2 separate regions of the Homo sapiens genome follow, and region 2 is linked to region 1. The links are chromatin loops, found by intact Hi-C in ENCODE. Cell type or tissue: breast epithelium. All regions are shown on one strand. Each heading gives the region's core, and the rest is flanking DNA. Links, peaks and the distances in the headings are about the cores only.

What was found. Peaks named below come from ENCODE experiments on the same cell type or tissue, not always from the same donor. Only the 100,000 strongest peaks of a DNase experiment are listed, where the experiment ranks them.
Region 2: it touches region 1 in a loop (19-fold over the local background); 1 of 110 quality-filtered maps calls a loop at or near these places.

What each region holds. Positions count from the first base shown.
Region 1 is chr9:33,428,325-33,443,662 of GRCh38, forward strand. It overlaps AQP3 (aquaporin 3 (Gill blood group)), which reads right to left. Exons shown (of 6, transcript NM_004925.5): 3 at 14,997-15,134; 4 at 14,528-14,646; 5 at 13,977-14,194; 6 at 12,836-13,887. The coding sequence ends at 13,719. Among named protein-coding and RNA genes, the nearest start is that of AQP3, 12 kb to the right of the region's middle. RefSeq lists enhancers at 6,963-7,464, 14,422-15,338 and a silencer at 10,356-10,594. In breast epithelium, for the core only: no CTCF peak of the experiment used is centred there; no DNase peak of the experiment used is centred there.
Region 2 is chr9:33,831,451-33,846,788 of GRCh38, forward strand. The region is part of intron 1 of UBE2R2 (ubiquitin conjugating enzyme E2 R2); the gene reads left to right. Among named protein-coding and RNA genes, the nearest start is that of UBE2R2-AS1, 20 kb to the left of the region's middle. RefSeq lists silencers at 12,159-12,218, 12,259-12,338. In breast epithelium, for the core only: no CTCF peak of the experiment used is centred there; a DNase peak (open chromatin) is centred at 5,112; H3K27ac peaks cover 1,885 bases.

The DNA.
Region 1 (15,338 bases), core at 4,609-12,608:
TTAAAGGAAATCTTGGGGACTGTGCCAGTGACCCTTCGGCTAAGCTAAACACTGTATAAAAAGTAATTTAGAGTATAGTGAGCAATCAGGAGAGAGAAAGTAAGGAGGGGGGGATGGGAGGGTAGAGAAAACCAGCAGTGTGGCCAGAGGCAGGGGTACTAAGTGGGGTGAAGGGGCCAGGGAGAAATAGCCTCTGGTGGAGGAGCCAAAATGATTTCGAAGAATAGAGATGTTTAATATTCAATTTGAACGTGTTGTACAAGGTAAATTCCCCACCAGGCACGGAGGTTCACGCCTGTATTCCGAGCACTTTGGTAGGCCAAGGTGGGCAGATCATTTGAGGTTGGGAGTTTGAGACCAGCATGGGCAATATGGCGAAACCCTGTCTCTACTAAAAATACAAAAATTAGCCGGGCGTAGTGGCACGCGCCTGTAATCCCAGATACTTGGGAGGCTGAGGCAGGAGAATCTCTTGAACTCGGGAGGTGGAGGTTGCAGTGAGCCAAGATCATGCCCCTACATTCCAGCCTGGGCAACAGAGCAAAACTCCGTCTCAAAAAAAAAAACAAACAAAAACAAAACAAAACAAAACAAAAAACCACCAAAGTAAATTCCCTCTGTCTCCCCAAACTTTCCACACAGTTTGTTACTAACAAAGAAGTTTGTTACTTCCAGGGCTGGGCACGGTGGCTCATACCTGTAATCCCAGCACTTTGGGAGGCCGAGGCAGGCAGATCACGAGGAAAAGAAATCGAGACCATCTTGGCCAACATGGTGAAACCCTGTCTCTACTAAAAAATACAAAAATTAGCTGGGTGTGGTGGTGCGTGCCTGTAGTCCCAGCTACTCAGGAAGCCGAGGCAGAAGAATCGCTTGAACTCGAGAAGCGGAGGTTGCAGTGAGCCGAGATCGAGCCACTGCACTCCAGTCTGGTGACAGAATGAGACTCCGTCACAAAAAAAAAAAAAAGAAGTTTGTTACTTCCTTCTTATTGAGATACACTTCTTCACATGCCATAATATTTACCCTTCTAAATTTTACAATTTAATGGTTTTTTAGTGTATTCACAAAGTTATGCAACCTTTATCACTGTCTAATTCCAGAACATGTCATCACTCTAAAAAGACAACTCAGCCCCATTAGGAGTCAGTCCTCATCTGCCCCAGCCCCTGGCAACCACTAACATACTTTCTGTCACTATAGATTTGCCTGTTCTGACATTTTATACAACATGTAGACTTTTGTGACTGGCTTCTTTCACTTAGCATACTGTTTCCAAGGTTCATCTGTGTTATAGCATGTATAAACAATTTCCTTTTTTTTTTTTTTTTTTTTTTTTGAGACAAAGTCTCGCTCTGTTGCCCAGGCTGGAGTGCAGTTGCACAATCACAGCTCACTGCAGCCTTGACCTACTGGGATCAAGCAATCTTCCCACCCTAACCTCCTGAGTAGCTGGGACTACAGGCACGCACCACCATGCCCATATAAATTTTTTTTTAATTTTTTGTAGAGATAAGGTTTCACCATGTTTCCCAAGCTGGTCTCAAACTCCTGGGCTCAAGTGATTCACCCACCTTGGCCTCCCAAAGTATTGGGATTACAGACATGAGCCATCACACCCAGCCAGAGATTCCTTTTCTTCTTTTTCAAGTGGAATTCAGAGAAAAAGAGCAAGATACACATCTGAGTTACCACGGTATGTTTCAGGGACCCAGGGGTCCAGGCCAAGATGGTGACAAAAATGTCAGGACCTCAGCCTTTCCCCCTTTGACAGGATCCACTCAGGACAGAATTCTTACTATCTCTCAGCAGCCTTCCCACCTCCCCCAATCCTGCCCCCGGCAACTATCTTGACCCACCTTTGTTTGTTTGTTTGTTTGTTTGTTCGTTGTTTTTGAGACAGAGTCTCGCTGTATTGCCCAGGCTGGAGTGCAGTAGCGCAATCTTGGCTCACTGCAACCTCTGCCTCCAAGGTTCAAGCGATTCTCCTGCCTCAGCCTCCCGAGTAGCTGGGACTACAGGTGCCCGCCACCACACTCGGCTAATTTTTGTATTTTTCGTAGAACAGAGTTTCGCCTTGTTGACCAGGCTGGTCTTGAACTCCTATTCTCAGATGATCCACCCGCCTCGGCCTCCCAAAGTGCTGGGATTACAGATGCATGAGCTACAGCACCCAGCCTCTGTTTGTTTTTTTGTTTTTTGTTTGTTTGTTTTTTGTGTATTTCTGCTGTTTAAATCCACCTTTCTTAAGTACCATTTTGGACACATTTTCCCACCCCTCTCATTTGCATCCTCTAATTCTTAAACTTGGCATTCCAGGTCCTCACAGCCAAGTCCCCTCCCATTGCTGCTGCCTTCTGGCTTCATGTGTGGCTTTCAGGATCTCTCTGCTTCAGCTGTGTCTCTGTCCCTTTTCTCACACCCTGCCCTCTGATGCAATGTCCCCCTGCCCTCTCTCATCTGAATTTAAGGCTGTTAGGACCCTAGAAAATAATCCAAGAATGCTAGGCCTGGGAAAGGAAATTGAGACTCAAATCATCTCATGCCACATCCCTGTGGTACTGAGGGAGAAACTGAGGTAAAGAGTGGTAGTGGGAATTACTCTGGGTCTCAGAATAACTTGGAGGTCCTGACACCCAGGCCCCTCCCTGCACTGTGTGCATTGGTCTCTATCCAAGGTGGCAACTGGTCCCAAGTTGACTCCTTCCTGACACCCTAGGTTGGTGATGGATGAGCTTATAGGGATGACTAAGCAAGAACGGTAGGAGGCTGTGGTTCCCCAGAACCTCCCTGGCCTGGATCCTGCCTAACTTGGCCCCACACACCCTTCTAGTCTCATCTGGCATTCTCAGCTCCAGCAACACTGAACTCTGTCCAGCTCTTGCAGGTCACCCTCATCTCCTGCCTTCAGGCTTTTAGACAAGCTGTTACCTCTCCCTGGATCAGCCCACAGGCTAATTCCTTCTCATCCTTCAGGACTCAGTATAAAGGTGGAGGGGCATGGGAAGGTGATGTGGGCCTTAAAAGGGCTCCGCGCTTGATTTAATGCTGTCCAAATTGCCTCTGGTTGCTTGTATTTGCAGTATCCTCCACTAATTAGCCTTTAGATTCCATGAAGGCAGGAACAGTCCTCAGTTTCTATTTGGGAATCCATTTTTTTCAGAGGAAGTTGACATCTCTCTTGGGACCAGAGGTGGGAAACATGAGGGATGGGCCCATGACCAAGCTGATATAATCAGAGTGTACCTTAGGGTGTTTACTGGAACAGCTAGTGACAAAGATGTTCCATCTTCCCTGCTGAACATTAACAAGGAAGCATGTGGCCCGAGAGCCACTGCCAGCTCTCTTGAAACCACAGAGAATCTAGCCTTAGGATGAGGCTGACAGCATGGAAGGAAGACAGAAGAGACAGAAAGGACATGTATGCTGGATCAAGCCTCAAGTGAAGTTTTCCTCTAAATTGTTCAGTTATGTGAGCCATTTACCACCGTTGCCCAAGCCACATTGAGTCAAATTTCCTCTTACTGGCATCCAGATGCTTTTTACCTAATATTGTGGTATATCTTATCACAATATTATATAAGATATTAGTCATCATAGTATTTCTGGTGCTTACCATGGCCAACCTGGCATTGAAAAATAGGTGCTTGGGAGGTCGGGCCTGGAAGCTCACACCTGTAATCCCAGCACTTTGGGAGGCCAAGGTTGGAGGATCACCTGAAGTCAGGATTTCGAGACCAGCCTGGTCAATATGGTGAAACCCCATCTCTACTAATAATACAAAAATTAGCTGGGCGTGGTGGCACACACCTATAATCCCAGCTACTCAGGAGGCTGAGGCAGGAGAATCACTTGAACCCGGGAGGCGGAGGTTGCAGTGAACCGAGATCACACTATTACACTCCAGCATGGGCAACAAGAGCGAAACTCCATCTCAAAAAAAAAAAAAAGTGCGTGGTCAGGCGAGGTGGTTCATGACTATAATCCCAGCATTTTGGGAGGCCAAGGCAGAAGGCTCACTTCAAGAGTTAGAGACCCGTGTGAGTAACATAGGGGGACACCATATCTACAAAAAGTAGAAAAAAATAATAAATTAGCTCAGTGTGGTGGTACACACCTATAGTCCCAGCTACTCTGGGGGCTGAGGTGGGAGGATCACTTGACCCCAGGAGGTTGAGGTTGCAGTGAGCTGGGATCACACCACTGCACTCCAGCCTGCAGAACAGATGGAACCCTGCCTATAAAAAATAAAAATAAATTTAAAAAACTAAAAAAAGATGCTTAAATGTTTTTTGTTTTGTTTTGTTTTGTTTGAGACGGAGTCTCACTCTGTCACTCAGGCTGGAGTACAGTGGCATGATCTCAGCGCACTGCAACCTCCTCCTCCCAGGTTTAAGAGGTTCTCTTGCCTCAGCCTCCCAAGTAGCTGGGACTACAGGTGCGTGCCACCACACCCGGCAAATTTTTGCATTTTTAGTAGAGACAGGGTCTCACCATGTTGGGCAGGCTGGTCTTGAACTCCTGGCCTCAGGTGATCCACCCACCTCGGCCTCCCAAAGTGCTGGGATTACAAGCATGAGCCACCACGCCTGGCCAATAAATGTTTGATGAAATAATAAAGAAATACATGAGCCAGGTGCTGTGGCTCATACCTGTAATTCTAGCACTTTGGAAGGCTGAGGTGGGAGGATCGCTTGAAGCTAGGAGTTCAAGACCAGCCTGAGGAACATGGCAAGACCCCATTTCTACAAAAAATTTGAAAAATTAGCCAGGCATGGTGGCGCGTAGCTGTGGTGCCAGCTACTCAGAAGGCTGAGGTGAGAGGATCACTAATGGAGATGGAGGCTGCCGTGAGCTGTGTTCGTGCCACTGCACTCCAGCCTGGGTGACAGAGCAAGACCTTGTCTCAAGAAAAAAAAAAAAAATCAATAATAAAATAAGGGCCGGGCACGGTAGCTCACGCCTGTAATCCCAGCACTTTGGGAGGCCGAGAAGGGCAGGTCTCTTGAGGTCAGGAGTTCGAGACCAGCCTGGCCAACATGGCGAAACCCTGTCTTTACTAAAAATACAAAACAAAATTAGCTGGGTGTGGTGGCAGGCGCCTGTTGTCCCAGCTACTCGGGAGGCTGAGGTGGGAGAATTGCTTGAACTCAGGAGGGGGAAGTTGCAGTGAGCCAAGATCATGCCATTGCACTCCAGCCTGGGCAACAGAGCAAGACTCCATCTCAAAATAAATTAGTAATAATTACAAAATAAACAAGCTCTCTAGTAGAAAGGCCAGGAGATACTCTTTTCCACATGAGACTCTTCCAGGAGCCCTTCTGCAGATGTCTGCTGGCCTCTTCAACCCTGTGCCCCTCAAGGCATCCCCTACAGGTCCTCCTCTTTCCTAGCGGGAGTCCACATCCCTGGGACAGCACAGAGCATTGTCACTTTCTGTTCCGCCCCTGGCAGCTGGACCCGCCAAGGCTTCTCTCTACAGTCAGATGTCTCTGGGCTTAGAAGATGTACTCTGAGACTGGGGACCCAGGCCTGGACAGGCCACTGCCTTACCCAGTAGCTTCGTGCAAGTCACCTGTATTTGAGACTCAGCTACCTGCTCTGCAGAACTGCAGTAACGGTGTGGATCCATTGACTTCAGAGGGTAAGATGGCCCTGACTCTCGTGCCTGAGTTTCTAAACTGTGAGACAGTGGCTGCTCTACCAGTTAGAAATCAGAAGTTTTAGTCTATCCTGCTGTTCGCTTATTCAGCAAGTATTTGTCAACAGCTATGGTGTGTGCCTACCCAGGCACTCAGACTCAGCCACAGTCTACAGACCTCCCGCTTCCTGACCACTTGCTCTGAAAATCTGGGTTGTGATCTCAAAACCTAAAGACTTCCCAATCCCACGTCCTGACCTCCGTGTCTTGTTTGGAATATCGCAACCCCCAATCCTGTACCCCCAGTCCTGTGCCCACCTCCACACACACTGCCGCTCTGTCCGACTCAGTACATAGATGTGTGGCTTCTGGCCCCACAAGGTAGGAGTGTGGGTGAGTGTGTATTCGGGTGTGAGTGCCCCTGAGAGTGTAAGGCTGTGTGAATATAAGGATGTGGAGTGTGGGTGTGTATCTGAGTGTGTTTGAGCGTGTGTGTGTAATGAGTGAGAGTCGCTGTCAGGGCTTGTTTGACTGTAGTTGGGTCAAGTATGGAGTGAGTGTGCCATGTGTGGGGGTGTGGATGAGCCAGTGTGGGTGTGCATGATTTTGTGTGAGGGTGTGCAAAGCCTCAGTCCCTCATCAGTCAAAGACACACCCTCACGTGCATGTGGGCACATATGCATTCCAAGGGTCGAAGGTGGCTAAGCTGTAAGCCCATCTTCCGATAAGGGAAGACTTTGTCCACAGGCCAGGGATCACTCTCCCCTCCCCACCCCAACATGGAAGTGGGGATCCCCCAGCTAAAAGTTGCCTCTGTCAGGAACGAGCACCCTGAGACTGCGGCCCACGGCCCACCTCCCACCTCAAGCCAGGCCGCCTCCTCCTCTCTCTCAGCTGCTTTCCAGCCCAGCCCTGGCAGTGACCCTGGACCGAGAGGCGAAGGACGGGCTGGTGGCCAGACATTCCAGGTGCCTCCCTGGCTGTGGGGGGCATCTCCATGGAGACGAGCAGCTGACCATAACAAGATGATTATCGGGGCTCCCAGGGTCCCCCCCAGCCTCTCCCAAACAGACCTCTTCAGCACTAAGCCGTGCCAGGAAGTGTGACAAGAACCCATTGCTCCTCACAGGAGCTTCTGAAAAAGGCAGAGACCACAGAGCCATGGGATTGTCCCTGAAACAGCTTCCCCGACGCAAGAGACCAAAGAAGTTGGCCAAGGCAATTGGATCTGGTTTAAGGCTTTATCCCCAGAGATCTCTAGAAGCAGGGGACGATGCCACCCATTCCTTCTTCGCCCATTATATTTCACTCTGACCTGGAGGTATGACCAAGGCAATAGAGGGTGGGGGCCCCTAGAGGAGTCAGGGTGGCTGGTTTGCAGCCCACTCATCACCCCACCCCACTGTCAATCTCAGCTGTCCCTAAGACGTGCCGGTTAGTGTCCCCTAGTGTGCTTTGGCCATACACGGGGCTGGGAAGGGGCACCGATCCTTTTCTGGCTCCCAAAGCTGCTGGGTCTCTCAGTGTGTTGGTGAGAGCTGGAAGAGGTCCCCAGAGTCACTGCAATTGTCCTGGTTTCTGCCCTGTTCTTGAGGAGCTAAAGTGGGATGTCAATGAGACCTCAGAAAGAACTTCCTGATAGGAGGCTGTGAAACAAGATTAGTAAACACAGATTGGGATTTTTGCTTGTGCCCTCAACCTTCTGGGATTGCCTCCTGGCCATGATGCCACATACACCACCCTGTGAACCCGTTTCATCGCCATCACCACTCTCAACCCCTACCATATCCCCTGAGCCCCACGACGGGATGGGATGCCCAGCCCTCCCTTTCTCAGGAGCCTGAATTTTCTGGAGAGGACCCAGGGTGGGAAAGAGTCTCTGGCTTCCATCTCCCCTAAGCCCAGGCTGCCTGGGGAAAGCTGACTCCACTGAAGCTGGAGGGACTGGGGCTTAACTCCCAGGCTGACTAAGGCCCCACAGAAGCTCCAAGCTCCCGGAACTAGAGCAGATGGCCTTGGGGAATCAGGCGTCACTTGCAAGCCTGTCTTCATGCTTTCCTTCCCCACGGTACATAGGGAGCTCAGAAGGAGTCATCGTCACCATCGTTATAGCCTGCACTTCCAAAGCCCTTCCTGCCACATCTGGCATTGTTCTGATGCGTGTGTTAATCCACTTACCCCGCCTTGCACAACCTAATGAGGTAGATACTATTACTATCCCCATTTCACAGAGGAAGAAACTGATATTCAGAGAGGTGACATCAGTCAGGGATGCCGCAGGCACAGATAGTGTCCTCTGAGGCTTCACTGAAGAGAGCCTGAGGAGGGACTATTTACAGAGGTGGCGGTAGAGTCAAGGGGACCAACCAGGGACGGCTTGGGGACTAACCAACAGCAGCCGTTCCCCCTCAGCCAGAAGAGGCAAGGGGAGAGCAGTGTTCTAGAATGCAGGAAAAACCAGAGCCCTGGAAAAGGCGTGAATAGCCTGACCTTTATCCCCCCACCCTTCCTGCCCTCTGGTTTCCTAGCTGTGTCTCCCATTTGCCAAACCCAGCTGGAAGCCTGAGGGCAAGAAGGCCCCGGGAATGCCGCCCCGCCCGTAGAGATTAGCCTCCTGAGACACAGAACAGGATAGGGATTGGATCTGGAGCAGATGGAGACTCCCACCCACCCAAGATCCCGTGGCTGGGAAAGGCTCGTTTGGAACCTAGGTAATCTGCATTCAGAGCCCTACTCCCTGAGATGTTGCGAAATGCTCTCTGGGGAAGGGATTGAGAAGACTGGGGTCTAGTGCAGGCTCTGCCGCTCTGCTCTGTGACTCTAGATGAGACTCTAGTTTTGCCTTTACACAAAGAGGAGGTGTCCCCTCCTGGCACCCTCCACAGCCTAGGTGCCCAGACCAGACACATCCTCTGTGTTTCCACTGCCACCCCCTCCCTTACCTCAGACAAACCTGGCACCAAAAGCCAAAGCCCGGGACATGGAGATGCTGAGTCCCTGAGGAGCCCATCCCTAGCTGGGGGCAGACGCACTCATTCCCCTGCCCCCGTCAGACTCCGAGGTTCTACCCAGGAAGCCTCCTTCCAGTCTCCCTGGTGGCCCCAGGGTCTCCATCTCCATATTTCCTTTCTTTGTACTACCACATTCCCAGGGCCCATAGCTCAGGGGTCCTACCCGCAAGACAGGCTCCCTCCTCCCAGCCAGAAGGTTCGAGGCCCTGCTTAGGCCAGCAACCTCACAAACTGTTCCTCGGGGATCCAGGCTGTCTCTGGCCCCTGGGGTCCCTGTACTGGGTGGAGTAGTCCCTCTTCTCCCCTTCCCACCCCACCCAACTCTACCCCACCCACGTTTCCCCAAGCCTAGAAGTGCCCCACCTAGGTTTTCAGAAAAACAAAATCAAGAGGAAAGAGGAAGGAGGGAGCTCATTACCAGGAATTAAGGAGGAGGCCTGCCCTAGGGGAACACAAGTGAGACTTGGCTGGCAGGCAGAGATATGCACTGAGTACATGGAGGTGTACTCAAAGTACACTGAGAGAGGGGCTCAGAGGAACATGCAGAGATGTGATCTGAGGGTCACAGTCCAGGATGTTCACTCAGAGGTACACAAAGAAAGACCCAGACACAAGGCTGGGCACTGTGGTTCATGCCTGTAATCCCAGCACTTTGGGTGGCCAAGGCAGGTGGATCACCTGAGGTCAGGAGTTCGACACCAGCCTGGGCAACACGGTGAAACCCTGTCTCTACTAAAAATACAAAAATTAGCTGGGCGTGGTGGCATGTGCTTGTAATCCCAGCTACTCGGGAGGCTGAGGCAGGAGAATTGCTTCAACCCAGGAGGCAGAGGTTGCAGTGAGCTGAGATCACACCATTGCACTCCAGCCTGGATGACAAGAGTGAAACTCCATCTCAAAAATAATAATAATAATAATAATAAAAGAAAGACCCAGACACAAAGAGTCAGGCAGTAAGAGATACTCGGAAAGAGACAGAGACATGGTCTGCCAGAGGTTTGGACCCACAGAGACATAACCAGATACATTGAAAGAAAGGCACAACCAGAAACACTAAGTGCATTTGCTTGGGTGCACACACACACTGAGGCAGGCACACTAAGAAACAGGAACCAAGCTCAAGTTTCACAGAGACTGATTTTAACCCAAGCAGATCTGAATTTTAAGGAAACATGAGCTCCTCCAAAGTGGGCTGTGGAGATGGCTCAGCACAGGAAGAAGGGACAGAGGTGAGATAGGGGATGCAATTCTCCCTTCATGTCCTCACCAGAAAATGGATTACATGGAATGGGAGAAGATAACTTCCTTTTTTTTTTTTTTTAGACAGAGTCTCACTCTGTCACCCAGGCTGGAGTGCAATGGCATGGTCTCAGGTCACTGCAACTTCTGCCTCCTGGGTTCAAGCGGTTCTCCCACCTCAGCCTCCCAAGTAGCTGGGACTACAAGCGTGTGTCACCACGCCCAGCTAATTTTTGTATTTTTAGTGGAGATGGGGTTTCACTATGTTGGCCGCGCTGGTCTCGAACTCCTGACCTCATGATCCGCCCGCCTCGGCCTCCCAAAGTGCTGGGATTACAAGCGTCAGCCACTGCGCCCGGCTTTTTTTTTTTTTTTTTGAGACGGAGTCTTGCTCTGTCGCCCAGGCTAGAGTGCAGTGGTGCGATCTCGGCTCACTGCAAGCTCCGCCTCCTGGGTTTATGCCATTCTCCTGCCTCAGCCTCCCGAGTAGCTGGAACCACAGGCACCCGCTGCCACGCCCAGCTAGTTTTTTGTATTTTTTAGTAGAGACAGGGTTTCACCGTGTTAGCCAGGATGGTCTCGATCTCCTGACCTCGTGATCCGCCCGCCTCGGCCTCCCAAAGTGCTGGGATTACAGGTGTGAGCCACCGTGCCCGGCCGGGAGAAGACACCTTCCTAAAGGAGATGAAGAGTTGTTTTGCTAGAACTTTCTGACAGCCAGAACTGCTGGTGGAAGGTACACCTGGAGGTGGGGTGAGGAGGTGGGGAGCTTCCCTTCTACCCCTGGAGGGGTGACACAGCTGCTGCCTGGCTCATGTCCCTTTCAGCCCCTGCCCTGACCCACTGCTCCTGGTCCTGGCCGGGCCTTACCCTCTCTCACATGGCCTGACCCTCCAGGCAACACGTTCCCTTGGTTGCGGCCACGTGCTTCTTTGCCCTGCATCCTGTGTGTGAGCCCCTCTTGTCTCCCCTCCATCTCTCCCAAGAGCCTTCTGAAGTCAGGACACAGCACGCTATCGCCCTCACACTTCCTCCCTCCCCTTTCTCGGGAAATTCAGAATCCATGGAAGGAATCTGAGGAGGAAGAGGATATTGAATTCAATGACCTTTAAAAAAAACAGCCTTTAGCATCCTCCCTCCACTGCCTCCCCACCCCCATCTCTGGTTCTGCAGGAAAAATCATGAGGTGACATTTATTGAGGATTTACCATCTGCTAATCACTGTGTTAAGTCCTTTCCATGAATCATCTTCCATTATTTCCTCCTCTCAATATCTCCCAATTCACAGATAAGGGAGGTTCAGGAAAAGAACATGACTACCCCAAGGTCACCCAGCTAGAGAATCCTTGCTGGGCCAGGTGGCAGCACCAAAAGTGCTGCCAACACCCCCTAGGCTGACTGGTCAGGGTCAGCAGCAGGATTTGAGAGAAATGGGTGACAGAAGGACATGGGGCATGCTGGGGAGGACAGCAAGGTGAGGGCAGCCCAGGTGGGACTGGTGTGGCTGGAATGACCCTCTGCAGCCGTATTCCCCTCCCAAGGTTTGCCCTTCCTCCCCCCAGGGCCTGGGAAGGGGACACTCCCTCTGGCTCAGGTCCCTCCAGCATTCCAGACACGCCTCTTGGGAGCTGGGGACAAAGAAGGGATAGAAACCTAAAATGGTATTGCCTTCTCCTGCCCTCACCTCCGTAGGCAGATTCTTGGCTGTGTGACCCTGTGTTTGCCACCCGCCCTCTCTGGACCATGATCTCATCTGTGAAGGCTGGAGAGCAAAAGCTGGCTTAGCTTCTAAAAACCACAATTCGCCTGCCACACCCAGGGATCCTCTGGCTCCCATGGGGTTCGCTCAGAGGAGGGATTGGGTAGGGGATGCCTTCCCTTGTATTGCATGAAGTTTCCCTTGATGAAACTTGAGGAGGGTATGGTAAGGAAGAAGCAAATGAGAAAAGCTTCCTGTTCTCAGGTGTGCCGAGCCCGTTGCTTTTCTGGGCAAGTCAGAGCGCCAGAGTCAGTCTTCCAACCCCCTGCCTTACTGGGCACAGAGGTGCCTCTGTAGAAGTGAAGAAATGACTGAAGAAATGAAGCAGAAGGGGAGATGAGCGTGAACGCAACTGCGGGTCTTGGCACTTAAGACAGCTGACTAGAAGTTGCTGGAAGAGTGAGGCAGAGCAGGGATGGCTTCCCGGAGGAAGAGGCGTTAAAGCAGATCATGAGGACTTTAATGAGCAAAGATGTGAGTTGGGACTTTGGAGCAAAGTCTGAAGACACAAAAACACAGAAACACATAAAGTAGGCTGAGGTGGATGGAGCCATGTGAGAGGAGGGGTAGGCTCCTGACCCTACCTGGAGGTCCTGAACGCCAGATGGAGCATTGTGGATGGTCTCCAGATGGGCACTTTCAGCAGAGGTTTTGAAGAGATCCCTCTGGTTGCTTTGTGGACTGACTGGGGCAGGCCTGGAGGCAGGGAGGCTGCCAGGGGGGCTGTGGCCAAGGTCTGGGTGGAGGTTATGGAGCCTGAATAGCTGCAGGTTGTGGAGGACAATACAGGTTCCCAGTCTGATGGGTCTCCTCCAGGAACAGGGAACTCACCACCTCCTGGGCAGCAGTTCTCCCCATTGGGTAGCTCTGCAGCAAGATCTTCCCTGCATAGGGCTCAAGCCTTTCTGGGGTGATGTGTGGGTACAGGGATTGGGAAGAAGATTCCATTCATTATGCTGGGGGTACCCATGAGGACGGAAACTTGGGGGAAAGTTTGGGACCACTGAGTTCAAACTGAGAGCCTTGGTGAAGAGGCTCTCTAACCTCTCTGTATGACCCCCAGGGTAACCTGACCAGATCAGACACTCAGCCGGGCACCCTGGGTCAGTGTGGGCATGCGGAAGCTCCTTAACTGGCCCCAGAAAAGCAGCAGAGCAAGCAGAAAGATATTTGCACAACTGGAGGTTTTAGGCACATATTTATTTTATTTTTTTTAATATAAAAGTAAAAGAGTACATTGTTGAGTAGAGGATTAAAGGAGTGACGACCCTTTCTAAAGTGGGGTCTCCCATCCCGGATCCCTAAGACTGTAACATCTGCTACATACATTAAAAACAAAACAAAACAAAAGCAAACATGAAACTTATGACCTGACTTCACTCCACCCTTCATGCCTGCATTATGACAGAAACACGTCCCACTGCTCCTACTTATGTATGTACATCCAGAGCTCCAAACCTAAGCTGTGGCCCCCTCCTCCCAGCCCTACCCACATCCACCCTACTTCCCAAAAGCCTGTAGAAGCCCCCACTTAGAAAAAAAGGCAGACATACACATACACAGAAACACATATCTATCTGCAGCTCCTCCATGTGAAGCCCCTGAAACATACACACCCTGGAACTTTCCTCTCCTTATGCACAGATGGACAGGCTGCCTTCCCCTGTCTCTGGGCTCCCCCAATAGCCAGAATCCCTTCCGACTGGTCCCTTGCCCTGAATATCTGGGAACCCCCCCCACACACACACACCCCTGCACACACATGCACACACATGCACACACATGCACACACACACATACCTGCTGCCCATTCTCTTCCCTTGGGAGACAAAAGGATGTATTGACCCAAATTCCGGTTCCACCCCAGCTTAGGGGCAGTGGCCTAAGGTGCTATTTGGGCAAGGTCCAGTGGAAATCCTGAAGGGGCTGTCTCGTGGGGTGAGGGTAGATAGGGAGCTCCTTAGCCTGAAAGGGTGGATCGTGAAGGGGGCTTCTTGGGAGTGGCCCTTGGACAGTCAGTGGATGCTCAAGGCCAGGGCAGCGGAGTGGGGAGATGGCCCCTGCCCACTCAGATCTGCTCCTTGTGCTTCACATGGGCCAGCTTCACATTCTCTTCCTCGTTGGAGGGTGGGGGCTGCTCCAGGTGGCAGCCGATCATCAGCTGGTACACGAAGACACCCGCAATGGAGCCCAGGAGTGGGGACACGATGGGCACCCACCACCAATGCTGGCCGGTCCTGGGGGGACAGACACTCATAGTCAGGGACATGGGGGGCAGGGCAGAGGAGAGGCAGGCTGGGGTGAGCTGGGTGGGGGCTGTACTCACGTGAAGACTGCAGAGCCCCAGCCCGCAAGGGCTGTAAAAAGGCGGGGGCCAAAGTCCCGGGCAGGGTTGACGGCATAGCCGGAGTTGAAGCCCATGGAGGTGCCAATGACCAGGACCACCAGGCCCACGGTGAAGGCCTCCAGGCCTCGGGGGACGGGGTTGTTGTAGGGGTCAACAATGGCCAGCACACACACGATAAGGGAGGCTGTGCCTATGAACTGGGGAGTGGGGAGAACAGGGTGAGCTGCAGCTCCCTCCCTTTCTCTGACCCCTCCTTCCATCCCCCGTCTTCCCTCTAGCTCTTAAACTCTTGTCAGCGCCCGCCCATGCTCTTCTCCTGAAAGCAATGGTGCTAGAATGTCTGCGTGACAAGAACCCGCTGGAGAGCCGCATGTTTTGTAAGTACTTGCCACCATGTTCTGATGCGGGTTACCCCACAGATTGGAGAAACCCTGCTACAGTCGAGGAGTCCTGTCCCCCAACCAGCCCATGAGCTACCAAGGCAACTCGGTCCCCTCCCTGCGTTCCCCTCACACGTCCCCAGCCCATACCTGGTCAAAGAAGCCATTGATCATATCCAAGTGTCCAGAGGGGTAGGTAGCAAAGATGCCGGCTGTGCCATTGGGGCCCGAAACAAAAAGCTGGTTGTCGGCGAAGTGCCAGATTGCATCTGGTGACAGATTAGACACACAGTGAGTCGGGGGAGAGGCCTGAGCCCAGACTTCCCTCTCAGGTGTGCCCTCCCCACCCTCCCATGAGTTATGGGTAAGTAGCAATACTGCTGTATTGCAGCAGGCAGAGGGGGTGGCGTGGGGTGGGGTGGAGGGCCTGAGACTCTGTTATTGCCCAACTTGTTTCTTTCCCTTCGTGCCCCCTACCTTGACCCTGTGCGTGAATGAGTGAGTCATGAGCCCGGGGCCTGGGCAGGTCCTAGCCGTCTGTCATCAAAAGGCCTGGTGCCAGCAGGTCCTGAACAGAGGGACGGGGGTAGTGGAGGAGGACAGGGTGGGGAATGCTTACCATAATACAGCCCAAAAACTATTCCAGCACCCAAGAAGGCTCCCAGCGTCTGTGCCAGGGTGTAGATGGGCAGCTTGATCCAGGGCTCACGAGCCAGGAAGCACATGGCAAAGGTCACGGCAGGGTTCAGGTGGGCCCCTGGGCAGAGGGGACAAGGGACCTATTAGCTGCAGCCTGCCACAGTCGGCAGGCTAGGGTCCCCTGAGAAGGGGTGCAGAGAGGGGTTTCTTGCACAGGATGGCGGTTGGTCTATGTAACAGGTCAGCTGATAATCTCTGATTCCAAGGTGAGAGTCGAAAGTTCTAAGTGTCAAGTTTCTTCTCCACCCTCCTTTCCCAAGGG
Region 2 (15,338 bases), core at 829-8,828, 400 kb after region 1:
CTGCCTCCCAGGCTGGAGTGCAGTGGCGCCATCTCGGCTCACTGCAACCTCCACCTCCCAAGTTCAAGCTGTTCTCTTGCCTCAGCCTCTGGAGTAGCTGGGATTATAGGCATGCATCACCACACCTGGCTAATTTTTGTATTTTTAGTAGAGATGGGGTTTCACCATGTTGGCCAGGCAGGTCTCGAACTCTTATTTTATTTATTTTATTTTATTTGTTTGTTTTTGAGACGGAGTCTCACTATGTCGCCCAGGCTGAAGTGCAGAGGCGCGGTCTTGGCTCACTGCAAGTTTCGCTTCCCAGGTTCATGCCATTCTCCTGCCTCAGCCTCCCTAGTAGTTGGGACTATAGGTGCCTGCCAACACGCCCGGTTAATTTTTTGTATTTTTAGTAGAGATGGGGTTTTTCCATGTTGATCAGGCTGGTCTCAAACTCCCGAACTCAGGTGATCTGCCTGCTTCAGCCTCCCAAAGTGCTGGGATTACTGGCGTGTGCCACCGCGCCCGACCTGTGACCCAGGTATTCTTAAGCTTGATTCATTGAATCAACGATAGCAATCACTAATAAATTATTTAGGCCGGGTGCAGTGCCTCATGCCTGTAATCCCAGCACTTTGGGAGGCCGAGGTGGGCGGATCACCTGAGGTTGGGAGTTCGAGACCAGCCTGACCAATATGGAGAAACCCCGTCTCTACTAAAAATACAAAATTAGGCAGGCGTGGTGGTGCGTGCCTGTAATCCCAGCTACTTCAGAGGCTGAGGCAGGAGAATCGCTTGAACCCGGGAAGCAGAGGTTGCAGTGAGCTGAGATTGCGCCATTGCACTCCAGCCTGGGCAACAAGAGCGAAAATCTATCTCAAAAAAAAAAAGAAAAGAAAAGAAATTATTTAATACCCTTTGGTTGAACTTTAATCAAATTTTTTCGGCCGGGCGCTGTGGCTCATGCCTGTAATCCCAGCACTTTGGTAGGCTGAGGTGGGCGGATCACAAGGTCAGGAGATCGAGACCATCCTGGCTAACACGGTGAAACCCCGTCTGTACTAAAAATACAAAAAAATTAGCTGCGCTTCGCGGCCAGCACCTGTAGTTCCAGCTACTTGGGAGGCTGAGGCAGGAGAATGACGTCAACCTGGGAGGCGGAGGTTGCGGTGAGAGCCGAGATTGTGCCACTGCACTCCAGCCTGGGCAACAAGAGTGAGACTCCGTCTAAAAAAAAAAAAAAGAAAGAAAGAAAGAAATTATTTAATACTCTTTGGTTGAACTTTAATTAAATTTTTTCAAGGTTTTTTTTAATGCTCTCAGAATCAAAACTTTAATTAAATTCTATTATAGTTTTAAGTAGTCAGGTTTATGGAGGTATAATTTATACATTAAAATTAATCTTTTTAGTTACATAGTTCTATGAATTTTGATAAATGTATAGTCACATTCAGTTTTTTAAAGAAAAAGATGACCACAGCAGGGCAGTTTTTATACCAAATTTGTCTATGTGAGAAGAAAATGAAGTTACTCTTTTTTCTTAAAATATGAGGAAAATGGCTCTGAGGACTCAGAGTTATTATTTGTGTGGTACAATGAGTCCTCACTAATTTGGATTCTACTAATTTGAAAATTATGAGGTTTTTCTTTTTTGAGAAAGGATTTTGCTGTATTGCCCAGGCTGGAGTGCAGTGGCACGATCTCAGCTCAGTGAAACCTCCGCCTCCTGGGTTCAAGTGATTCTCCTGCCTCAGCCTCCCGAGTAGCTGGGATTACAAACACATGCCACCGTGCCTGGCTAATTTTTTTTTATTTTTAGTACAGACGGGGTTTCACCGTGTTAGCCAGGATGGTCTTGATCTCCTGACCTCGTGATCCGCCTGCCTTGGCCTCCCAAAGTGCTGGCATTACAGGCGTGAGCCACCGCGCCCGACTAATTTTTGTGTTTTTAGCAGAGACGTGGTTTCACCATGTTGGCCAGGTTGGTCCCCTGACCTCAGGTGATCCACCTGCCTCGGCCTCCCAAAGTGCTGGGATTACAGACATGAACCACTGTGCCCGGCTGATATGGTCGTTTCTTGTAAGAGCTTCAGCATTACTTAACAATAAAAAATGTTCTAAGTAATGGAAGATTATATGAAAAGAAGGATTTAAACTCCATCTGTCACTTCTCAGTTACATTTTACGACATAGCATTTTATTTTGATTGTGGTGAATCATATAATTACCATTTTAACCATTTTTAAGAGTACAGTTCAGTGACATTAAGTATATTCACTGTGAAGTGTAACCAGCATCATGACCTATTTTCTAAACTTTTTCTTCATTCCACACTGAAACTTTGAAGCTGTTAAATAGTAACTAATTTTTCCCCCTTGCCTTCATTCTCTGGTAATCTCAATTCTCCTTTCTGTCTTTATGAATTTGTTTATTCTGGGCACCTTGTAGAAGTGGAGTCATAAAATATTTGTCCTTTAGTGTCTGTTTTATTTCACTTAGTATAATTATCTCAAGATTCATCCATGTTGTAGCATGTCTCTGAATTTCATCCCTTTTAATGGCTGAATAACATTCCGTTGTTTGTATAATTCATCTGTTGATGGATGCTTGGGTTGTTCCCACCTTTGGGTTATTGTGAATCATGCCGTTCTCTTTTGGATGCTGTAAATGTTTGGTAGACTCTAGAGTCCCACAGTAGTTACTTTAGACAATTCCTACCAGCTCAGTGGTTGTTTAGGTGTAGTGACGGATTCTTGGAGCTTCTTTTTTTTTTTCTTTTTTTTTTTTTGGAGACAGAGTCTCGCTCTGTTGCCCAGGCTGGAGTGTGATGGCTCAGTCTCGGCTCACTGCAACCTCCGTCTCCCGGGTTCAAGTGACTCTCCTGCCTCAGCCTCCCAAGTAGCTGTAGAGTAGCTGGAATTATAGGCACAAACCACCTCACCCAGCTGATTTTTTGTATTTTTAGTAGAGACGGGTTTCACCGTGTTGGTCAGGCTGGTCTCGCACTCCTGACCTTAGGTGATCTGCCCACCTTGGCCTCCCAAAGTGTTGGGATTACAGGCGTGAGCCACACGCCCAGCCTTCCTGGAGCTCCTTAGTCCACCATCTTCCATGACCTTGTCACGATATTAGCTGTTAAATAGCTACTATTTAATTATATTTATAAAACCTATTCATTATATAAAAATTAGAAAATATAGACCTCGCACGGTGGCTCACACCTGTAATCCCAGCACTTTGGGAGGCTGAAGCAGGTGGATCACCTGAGGTCAGGAGTTCGAGACCAGCCTGGCCAACGTGGAGAAACCCCATCTCTACTAAAAATACAAAATTAGCCGGATGTGGTGACACATGCCTGTAATCCCAGCTACTCGGGAGGCTGAGGCAGGAGAATCCCTTGTTCCCGGGAGGTGGAGGTTGCAGTAAGCCGAGATCGTGCCGTTGCACTCCAGCCTGGGCAACAAGACCGAAACTCTGTCTCAGGAAAAAAAAAAACAAAAGAAAAGAAAAGAAAAGAAAATATTGATAAACAAATAGAAAAAGAGAGAAATTACCCACAATCACATTTCCCAGAGTAATGAGTATTTCCTTTTTGTCCTTCCAGATATGCATGTTGGGAACATATTACATAAACTGGTTTGTAATATGTTTTGAAACTTAATATGAATATGTTTTAGCTATCTTTTCATGAGAGAACATGCATGTCTAAGTGTAGGTTTTTTTTTTTTTTTTTTTTGAGACCCAATCTCTTTCTGTTGCCTAGGCTGGAGTTTAATGGCATGATCTTGGCTCACTGCAACCTCTGTCTCCAGGTTCAAGTGATTCTCTTGTCTCAGCCTCCCGAGTAGTTGGGACTACAGGCACCCACCACCATGCCTGGGTAATTTTTGTATTTTTAGTAGATACAAGGTTTCATCATATTGGTCAGGCTGGTCTTCAGCTGGTGACCTGAGGTGATCCACCTGCCTCAGCCTCCCAAAGTGCTGAGATTATAGGCTTGAGCCACTGAGCCCGGCCTAAGTGTAGTTTTTAAATGCCGTGTAGTGTATATGCTGTACTTCATTTCTATTGCTGGACACTTAAGTTGTTTCAGCCTTTTCCTTAATACAAAAGATGTCGCAGGAAACTTTATATGTCCTTACAATTTTTGTTTGTTTTTGAGACAGAGTTGGCCAGGCACAGTGGCTTACACCTGTAATCTGAGCACTTTGGGAGGCTGAGGTGTGTGGATCACTTGAGCCCACGAGTTCAAGACCAGCCTGGGTGACATAGGGAGATCCCGTTTCTACAAAAAAAAAAACAAAACAGCCAGGCCTGGTGGCACGCACCTGTAGTCCCAACTACTCAGGAGGCTGAGGTGGGAGGATCATTTGAGCCTGGGAATTCAAGGTTACAGTGAGCTATGATTGCACTACTGCACTCCAGCCTGGGCAACGGAGTGAGACCCTTTCTCTAAAAAAGGCTTGTAGAAGAAAGTAAAGATATGAGTTATTTTTGTACAGCTGTATAGTGTGATTTCGTTTTAAGCTAAGAAGCTAAGTGTTGTTTCAAAGGTCAAAAAGTTAAAAGTTTGTATAGTATAAGAATTGTGGGCTGGGCACAGTGGCTCACGCCTGTTATCCCAGCACTTTCGGGAGGGCGAGGCAGATGGATCACCTGAGGTCAGGAGTTTGAGACCAGCCCGGCCAGCATGGTGAAACCCTGTCTCTACTAAAAATATAGAAAAATTAGCTGGGCGTGGTGGGAGGCGCCTATAATCCCAGCTACTCACCTACAATATTCAGTATAGTAACATGCTGTACAGGTTTGAAGCCTAGGAGCAATAGGCTATACCATATAGCCTAGATGTGTAGGAGCCTATACCATCTAGGTACAAGTATACCATTTTTGTGTAAGCATGCTGTATGATGTTCACACAATGATGAAATTGCCTAATGATGCATTTCTCAGAACATATTCCTGTCATTAGGCAACATATGACTGTAATTCAGTGGTTTTTAGTCAGAATTGTGCAATCATCACCACAGTCAATTTTAGAATATTTTGCTGGGCTTGGTGGCTCATGCCTATGATCCCAGTACTTTGGGAGGCAGAGGCACGCAGATCATTTGAGGTCAGGAGTTTGAGAGCATCCTGGCCAACATGGCAAAGCCCCATCTCTACTAAAAATACAAAAAATTAGCCAGACATGGTGGCACATGCCTGTAGTCCCAGCTACTCGGGAGGCAGAGGCAGGAGAATCACTTCAACCTGGGAGGCAGAGGATGCAGTGAGCCAAGATCATGCCACTGTACTCCAGCCTGGGCAACAGAGCAAGACTCTTATCTCAAAAAAAAAAAATATATATATATATATTCTTGAGGAAGTGTGCCTAGCAGGTAAATTTTTTGAAGCTTTATTCTAACTTTATACTTGAAATTACTTGGCTGGGTATAGAATTCTAGATTGGAAATCCTGTAGCTTTAGAATTTCGAGGACATTACTGTATTGGGTTCTTAGTTCCAAAGATGATGTTTGAAATTCAAGAATGTTCTAAATCCTGTGCATGGTATGTGAAGAGTTTTTTCTTCTGGAAGTTTGCAGGACTCTGTGTGTCCCTGATTTCTTAAATTTCACATTGCTGTAGGTACTTTTAAACTCATGTTTTTCAGCATTGGGAAATTTTCTTGAATTATTTCAAGATATTTTCTCCTCTATGTTTTTCCTCATGTTTTTTGGGGAGCACCCATTATCTGGATATAGAACAGTCTGAATTAATTCTTCTAATTAACATATCTTTTTCTCTTTTTTTTCCTTTATTTGTTTTTGAGACAGAATCTTGCTTTGTGGCTTAGGCTGGAGTGCAGGGGTGCGATCAAGGCTCACTGCAGCCTCAGCCTCCTGGGCTCAAGCGATATTCTTATCTCAGCCCCGACCATGCACAGTGCTGTGATTACAGGTATGAGCCACTGTGCCCAGCCTCTTATTTTCAGTTTAGGCAGCTGCTGCTTCTTTTTTTTTTTTTTTTTTGAGACAGGGTCTGCTCTTGCTCTGCTGCCTAAGCTGGAGTGCAGTGGTGCGAACATAGCTTACTGCAACCTCTGCCTCCTGGGCTCAAGAGATTCTCCCACCTCAGCCTCCTAAGTAGCTGAGACTGTAGGCACCTGCTACCACACCCAGCTAATTTTTATATTTTTAGTAGAGATGGGTTTTGCTGTGTTGCCCAGGCTGTTCTTGAACTCCTGAGCTCAATTGATCTACCTGCCTTAGCCTCTCATTGTGCTAGGATTACAGAGCCACCACACCTGGCCTGTTCTTGTTTTTTAATAGAGACAGTGTCTCAATATGTTGCCCAGGCTGGTCTCAAACTCTGGGCTCAAGCATTCCTCCTACAGTGTTAAGATTGCAGGTGTGATCCACTGGGCTTAGCCAACATTCTGTTTTTGATGTCTTGGTTTTGATGTCTTGATCATGGTTGTCGTTTCTCCTATTAACTCCCTGAAGACATCATGTATATACAGATATATAGGTAAATATATATAGCTTATATAGAAGTATACATAGTTTTATGTATGTGTAATTATATGTCTCATATATAAGCCATTATTTACAGTTGTCCTTCAGTATCCATAGGGGGAGTTCCAAGGACCCCCACTGATACCAAAATCTTGAATGGTCAAGTCCCTTATATAAAATGATATAGTATTTACATTTAACCTGTGCACATTCTCCCATATGCTTTATTTTTTTAATTTATTTTTTTGAGATGGAGTTTTGCTCTGTTGCCCAGGCTGGAGTGCAGTGGCAGTCTAGCTGTATTTTTTAGTTTGTATTATTTTTTATTGCTTTTTTTACTGTTTTTTTTTTCTTGTTTTTTTTTCGCTTGAATATTTTTGATCCACTGTTGGTAGAACCCAGGGATATGGAGGGCCTACTGTGTATACGTATATAATGTTTATATATATGTATGTACATATATATATACATTTTTAATACATTTTACTTTTCCTGCATGGACTGTTTTCTTCACGTTGAGTTGTATTTTAAGTGTTTCATGGTAAACTTTCCTGAGATGTTTGCTAATGTTAATCTGCTTAATAGTTTTTTTTTAAATTGAGGTGTATGTACATACAATAAAATGTGTATATCTTGGCTGGGCATGGTGGCTCACGCCTGTGATCCCAGAACTTCGGGAGGCTGAGACAGGTGGATTATGGATTCTTAATTTACTACAGTTTAGTTTATGTTAGTTGGTTTTATTACTTCCCAGGAAATGCAAGAACCGTACATTTAGCTCTTTACCTCCTTCTTGTCCTTTGCCCTATTGATGGTATATTTTCTTATAAACCTCTAAAGCAACAGTATTATTGTTTTACATAGTTGCTGTGGTCTGGCCAGTCGTGGTGGTTCACGCCTGTAATCCCAGCACTTTGGGAGGCCGAGGTGGGTGGATCACCTGAGATGAAGAGTTCGAGACCAGCTGGCCAACATGGAGAAACCTGGTCTATACTAAAAATACAAAAACTAGCCGAGCATGGTGGAGCGCACCTGTAATCCCAGCTACTCGGGAGGATAAGGCAGGAGAATTGCTTGAACCTGGGAGATGGAGGTTGCAGTGAGCTGAGATCGAGGCACTGTACTCCAACCTAGGCAACAGAGCGAGGCACTGTCTCAAAAAAAAAAAAAAAAAGTTGCTGTGGTCTGAATGTGTATCCCCAAAAGACATATGTTGAAACATAATCCCCAATGTGATAGTATAAGGAGGTCTGGCTTTTGGGAGGTGATTACGTCGTGAGGGCTCTGGCTTCATGAATGAAATTAGTGTTTGTGTTTTTGTTTTTGTTTTGAGACGGAGTTTCACTCTTGTTGCCCAGACTGGACTGCAATGGCAGGGTCTCTGCTCACTGCACCCTCTGCCTCCCAGGTTCGAGCAATTCTCCTGCCTCAGCCTCCCAGGTAGCTGAGATAACAGGCTCCTGCCACCACACCTGGCTAATTTTTGTATTTTTAGTAGAGACGGAGTTTCGCCATGATGGCCAGGCTGGTCTCGAACTCCTGACCTCAGGTGATCCACCCGCCTCAGCCTTCCAAAGTGCTGGGAGTACAGGTGTGAGCCACCGTGCTGGGCCTGAGATTAGTGTTCTTATGACAGAGGCCCCAGAGAGCTAGCTAGTCCTTTTCACTACTTGAGAATGCAGCAAGAAGGCATCGTATATGAAGAATGGGCCCTTACTAGACTCCAGATTTGTTGGTGTCTTGGTCTTCCCAGTCTCCAGAACTGTGAGAAATAAATTACTGTTGTTTAAGCTAGGAGTGGTGGCTCATGCCTATAATCCTAGCACTTTGGGAGGCTGAGGTGGGAAGATTGCTTGAGATCAGGAGTTTAAGACCAGCCTGGGCAACATAGCAAGATTCTGTCTCTACAAAAAAATCTAATAAGTTAGCCAAGTGTGGTGGTCTACCTGTAATCTTAGCTACTTGGGAGGCTGAGGTTGGAGGATTGCTTGAGCACAGAAGTTTGAGGCTGCAGTGAGCTATGATTGTGCCATTGTACTCCAATCTGGGTGACAGAGTGAGACCCTGACTCTTAAAAAAAAAAAATTCTGTTGTTTATAAGCCACCCAGTTTATGACTTTTGGTATAGCAGCTTGAATGAACTAAGTAGGTATGTTTTCTAAGTTGCTTTTAATATTTGTATGTAAAATTAGCAGAAAACGTCTCTTTCACAAACATACAGATAGTGCTTTTTCCCCTTTTTCTTTTTTTAAAAAATAAGGCGAATATCCATATCCCCAGTTCAAGAAACAGAACTTTTCAGCCATCCAGGAGCCATCCATGTGTTCCATTTCAGTTGTAACTCACCTCCCAAAAAAGAAAAATAACCACTACTTCACTCTCTCTCAGTCATTTCCTTTTCTTTTATAGTTTTATCACCGTGTACATTCTTAGACATTATATTTTATTTAGTGTTATGATGTCTTTTAAACCACAGTTTATGCCTCTATCCCTTTTTTTTCCTTAGTTTTTATGTTGAAGAACCCAGGGAGAGTTAACCAAAGTTTGAATTTTACTGATTGTACACTCATGTTGCATCTTTCTTCATTCCTTGTATATTTTGCAAATTGGTTACTGAACTCAGAGACTTGGTCAGACTCTGGTTCGGTCTCTTTAGCAATACTGTAGGCAGTGTTGTGTTCTTTCATGGGGAGGCAGAAGTCTGGTTTTCTCTTTTTTTTAAATCATGTCCGCAGTTGTTGGGCTCAGTGCCCAGATCCATTAATTTATCAATGGTTTAAAAATAGTGACATTCTAATTGTGTGGGTTTTTTTAAAATTTTTTGTTGGAATACTTTTATTAAGAGATGCTTCTGCTTACCTGCTGTTCAGTTATCCAGTGGCACAGTTATATAGGAAAGGTAGGATATATACTTGATTCTTTGCCTTTATTTATTCTTTTTTCAAAATAGTGACTTAGTTCCCTATTATTCTCTAAGAGAACCAGCTATTTAATTTAATTTAATTAATTAATTTTTTTGAGATGGAGTTTCACTCTTTCACCCAGGCTGGAGTGAAGTGGGGCCATCGCAACTCACTGCAACCTCTGCCCCCCGGGTTCAAGCAATTCTCCTGCCTCAACCTCTCGAGTAGCTGGAATTATAAGCACCTGCCACCACGCCTGATTTTTTTTTTTTTGAGACGAAGTCTTGCTTTATCCCCCAGGCTGGTGTGCAGTGGTGCGATCTCGGCTCACTGCAACCTCTGCCTCCCGGGTTCAAGCTATTCTGATTCAGCCTCCCGAGTAGCTGGGATTACAGGCGTGTGCCACCATGCCTGGCTAATTTTTGGATTATTAGTAGAGACGGAGTTTCACCATGTTGGCCAGGCTGGTCTCGAACTCCTGACCTCAGGTGTTCCACCTGCCTCGGCCTCCCAAAGTGCTGGGATTACGGGCGTGAGCCACTGCGCCCAGCCTTATGTCTTTGGCCAGTTGGAGCTTCTTCAAGTTGACTCCTGAATGACTTGGTCTACTTCTTGTAGTTTTCGTAGCATCTTTGCTATCTGGTATGACCAGGTGTTGCAGGCTTATCTTTTACAGTTTCTACCCCAGATTTATAACCTATTATTTCTTCAACAAGCCCTGGTTTTAGTGGCAGAGGTATTTAGGGCGCCTAATATGGACCTTAGAGATTATTGCTGCTGTGAGTTGTCATTGTTTCTAGGACAGAGTTATGGGTGATATATATGTATATGTGTATATCTGTACACATGCTTTTTTATAAAACTTAACCACTTCTGTATTATAATACATCGGTGTATATTTTTCCATGTTAAAAATTCTGGTTCTCAAGGATAGGGAATAATGAACTAGAATATCCTCATTATTAATTACTCGCTTGTTTTCTCGTATATTACACAGTAGTCTCAGAATAGCAATACTAATAATACCATAACCAATGTGATTGCTGAGAATAGTTGCATAAATTGTTTCATGTATGCTGTCCTCATCACCCCCCGACATCATCATATCTGTATTATATCTATCTTGTCAGATTATTCATTACATGCAATATTCTCTTTCAACCTTAATTTGTTTTTATTCTGTAAGTAATTATATAGTTCAGTGGCTGGCATTCTTTTTCTGTAAAAGGCCAGGTAGCAGATGTTTTAATTTTTGCAGGCCCGGAGGCAAAATTAAAGATACTATATTTAGGGTGGGCAAAGTGGCTCATACTTGTAATCCCAGCACTTTGGAAGGCCGAGGTCAGAGGATCACTTGAGCCCAGGAATTCTCCACCAGCCTGAGTGACATAGTGAGACCTTGTTTCCACAAAAATAAAAAAAAATTAGCTGGGCATGGTGGTGCACACCTGTAGTCCCAGATACGCGGAAGGCTGAGGTAGGAGGATCACCTGAGCCTGGGAGGTTGCGGCTGCAGTGAGCCTTATGGCACTGCACTCCAGCCTGGGGTGACAGATTTATATTACAAGAGAGAAGATAAATTTCCACCAATTTGTATTGACAAAATTCAAATAAAAATAATTGAAATTTTTTTTTTGGTAATGCAGGTCTCATTAAGAATTGAATTAATTTTGGAGGGATGGATAATTGCATCACTTAATAAGGTTATTGTTTTCATTAAAATGGATTGCTCATGTTGATCTCGAATGAGATTTCCTCTTTGAAAATGTCTTCATACAGATTGGTACTGCTAAATGCAGATACTAGTACATGGGCATATGATTTTCATTGTGATATTTATTGCTTGGGAGGGAGTATATAGAATTCTGTTAGATTCTTCTCTTGATATTTGCTTTTTAGCATGCCATTGTAGTGTAGATTAATCACTTCCAATTAAAGAGTACGTGGAAGCGCTACAATTGCACAGTTAACTGGATTTTGATGTATATAAATTTCCTTTTGTACTTGGCTGAAGGTCTGAAAAACACTGCTGAAGCTGCAATTTGAGCTCAGGAAATATATTCTAGCCACATGCCATGACACATGCCTGTAGTTCCAGCTACTTGGAAGGCTGAGGTGGGAGGATGGCTTGAGCCCAGGCTGTGATCGTGCTACTGCATGGCAGCCTGAGTGACAGTTGTGAGACCGTGTTTACAAAAAAAAAAAAACAGACCACTTTTTTTTTTTTTTTTTTTTTTTAAGACAGAGTCTTGCTCTGTCGCCCAGGCTGGAGTGCAGTGGCACGATCTTGGCTCACTGCAACCTCCACCTCCTGGGGGTGAAGCGATTCTTCTGCCTCAGCCTCCCAAATAGCTGGGATTACAGACATGCGCCATCCCGCCCAGCTAATTTTTGTATTTTTAGTAGAGATGGGGTTTCACCATGTTGGCCAGGCTGGTCTCGAACTCCTAACCTCAGGTGGTTTGCCCACCTTGGGCTTGCAAAGTGCTGGGATTACAGGTGTGAGCCACCATGCCCAGGCAAGCAGACCTCTTTTTAAAAAAAAAATCACTCAACTTACTTCATTAGTAGTAATGCAGCAAGTAGAAAAAAAGGAAAATACATTCATAGCAAATTTGTCTGGAAATGGAGGTTTTACTTCTTGTTTTAACTTTTTTGTTTTTTTTTTTGAGATGGAGTCTGGCTATGTCTCCCAGGCTAGAGGGAAGTGGCATGATCTCAGCTCACTGCAACCTCTGCCTCCTGGGTTTGAGCGATCCTCCTGCCTCAGCCCCCCTAGTAGCTGGGATTATAGGCTCGCGCCACCACACCTGGCTAATTTTAGTATTTTTGGTAGAGATGGGGTTTCACCATGTTGTCCAGGCTGATCTTGAACTCCTGACCTCAAATGATCTGCCTTGGCCTCTCAGAGTGCTGGGATTACAGGCGTGAGCCACTGCGCCCAGCCTACTTCTTGTTTTAACTTTTGTTTAAGACAGGAAGTTTATAGAGATGTTTGACATTACTTATAATTCAGACAACCTTTGTTTTCATCCAAATATTTTGGGTTTTACCACTGCATAAGTTTTGTACATAAGTGCTATTTGTCATATAATTTTAGTTTAAAAATCTATTAAGAGGTATTATCAACCTTGCAGTAAAAAAGCTGATTTCCAAGGCCATTTAGTATTCTATAATGATAGTTGAGGTTACTTCTTCAGAAAAATTTGTCTTGATCCCAAGCTCAAAAAATTGCAGTTAAAACATCACTGCCATCAGTACCTGCTGATGAATAATACAGTGAGTAACCATAAGCTTGAAACACTTTATTACATTTTATATTTTCATAAGTTTTATTAATTTGTCCAATTAATAAGCCTTTTTCTGTTCCACACACACATATATATAAGTATTTTTGAGAGAGTTTCACTCTTGTCGCCCAGGCTGGAGTGCAGTGGCGCGATCTCCGCTGACTGCAACCTTCGCCTCCCGGGTTCAAGCGATTCTTCTGCCTCAGCCTCCCCAGTAGCTGGGATTACAGGTGTGCGCCACCATGCCCAGCTGATTTTGTATTTTCAGTAGAGACAGGTCTTCACCATGTTGGTCAGGCTGGTCTCGAACTCCTGACTTCAGATGATCCGCCCGACTCAGCCTCCCAAAGTGCTGGGATTACAGGCGTGAGCCACCACGCCTAGCTGTCCCACATCTATTTTTTTTTTTTTTTTTTTTTTTTACCATCAGTTGTAATGTTTCTTTAGCAGATTCCATTTAAGGTTGAACTGAATTAGTGTTTATTCAAGTTTGAAAATATTCTTGGTGGTGTTGTTCCAAACATTCATTAGAGAGGCTAATTATTCAGTCACTTCGAAGTCTGTATTGACTGCTCAAATAAACAACTGAGCTGTATCAGTAACATATGTTGAGTCCTCTAGAGCCAAGGAAAACCACTCAAAATCATTTGCCTTTTTTTTTCTTTTTCTGAGACAGTCTTGCTCTGTGGCCCAGGCTGGAGTGTAGTGGTGTGATCTTGGCTCACTGCAACTTCCACCTCCCGGGTTCAAGCGATTCTCTTGCCTCACCCTCCGGAGTAGCTGGGATTACAGGCGTGTGCCACCACGCCTGGATAATTTTTTTGTATTGTTAGTAGAGACGGGGTTTCACCATGTTGGTCAGGCTGGTCTTGAACTCCTGACCTCAAATGATCCGCCTGCCTCGACCTTCCAAAGTGCTGAGATTATAGGTGTGAGCCACCAAGCCCTGCCTTCATTGCCTTGGTTTTTAATCAACTGTTGATGTTGCTTACAGTATCCTCAGCTTGCTGAGCAACTGTTCTCACCAAAAAGCTAATAATCTTATTTCCTCTGGACACATTCCTTTTTTTCTTTTTTGTTTTTGAGACGGAGTTTCACTCTTGTTGCCCAGGCTGGAGTGCAGTGGCACAATCTTTTTTTTTTTTTTTAGACGGAGTCTTGCTCTGTCACCCAGGCTGGAGTTCAGTGGCACGATCTTGGCTCACTGCAAGCTCCGCCTCCCGGGTTCACGCCATTCTCCTGCCTCAGCCTCCCGAGTAGCTGTGACTACAGGCGCCCGCCACCACACCCGGCTCATTTTTTCTATTTTTTTAGTAGAGACGGGGTTTCACTGTGTTAGCCAGAATGATCTTGATCTCCTGACCTCGTGATCTGCCCACCTCGGCCTCCCAAAGTGCTGGGATTATAGGCGTGAGCCACCGCACCCAGCTTGGCCTGGATACATTTCTTTGACTGGTATAATCAAACATGATTTAATGAACTAATCATTAGTAAGTGGTTCTTGATAGGCTAACAAATGAGCCATCCACCTAATTTAGTTGCTGTTTTATTTTCATTATTTTATGAAGAAATTCTACTGTGATAAGATACTTCATTTAGAATTTTCTAGGCCGGGTACAGTAGCTCACGCCTGTAATCCCAGCACTTTGGGAGGCTGAGTCGGGCAGATCATCTGAGGTCAGGAGTTCGAGACCAGCCTGGCCAACATGGCGAAACTCTGTCTCTACTAAAAATACAAAAATTGGCTGGGCGCGGTGGCTCACGCCTGTAATTCCAGCACTTTGGGAGGCCGAGGTGGGCGGATCACGAGGTCAGGAGATCAAGACCATGGTGAAACCCCGTCTCTACTGAAAATACAAAAAATTAGGCAAGGTGGCGGGTACCTGTAGTTCCAGCTACTCGGGAGGCTGAGGCAGGAAAATGGCGTGAACTCGGGAGGTGGAGCTTGCGGTGAGCCAAGATCACGCCACTGCCCTCCAGCCTGGGTGACAGCAAGACTCCGTCTCAAAAAAAAAAAAAAATACAAAAATTAGCCAGGTGTGGTGGCACGAGCCTGTAATCCCAACTTCTTGGGAGGCTCAGGCAGGGGAATCACTTGAACCCAGGAAGCAGAGGTTGCTCTGAGCCAAGATTGCACCACTGCACTCTAGCCTAGGTAACAGCGAAACTCCATCTCAAAAATAAAATAAAATATTCTAATTTTTTGCTACTATTTTCCCGTGAGTTAGGTACTGTTGTGTGATGAGTGTAATTTGGTAATGTCTATGAATAGTGTATTTTTTTTAGGATAGTTACATTGTCATTGCATAATAAAGACAATGCTTTGTCATCTAATTTGACAAAACATTCCTTGCGCCTAAAAGTATGACATTTCAAGTCCACTTTTCTCTCTCTCTCTCTTTTTTGGTTTTAATATGATGGGTTAAGCAATGACAATAAAAAATAAAATATCCCAGTACAGCATTATGTGTGGCTCTCAAAACGTTGTCAAATATAGCTACTATATCACTGTAATTTTGTAGTATATCATGCAGCAGTGTGAAGTGATGAGAACACCACATATGGTCTCTTGCAACTGCTAAACTCTGCCATTGTAGCATTAAAGCAGCCACAGATAAGTTATAAATGAATGAGTATGGTTGTTTTCCAATAAAACTTTATTTATTGAGTT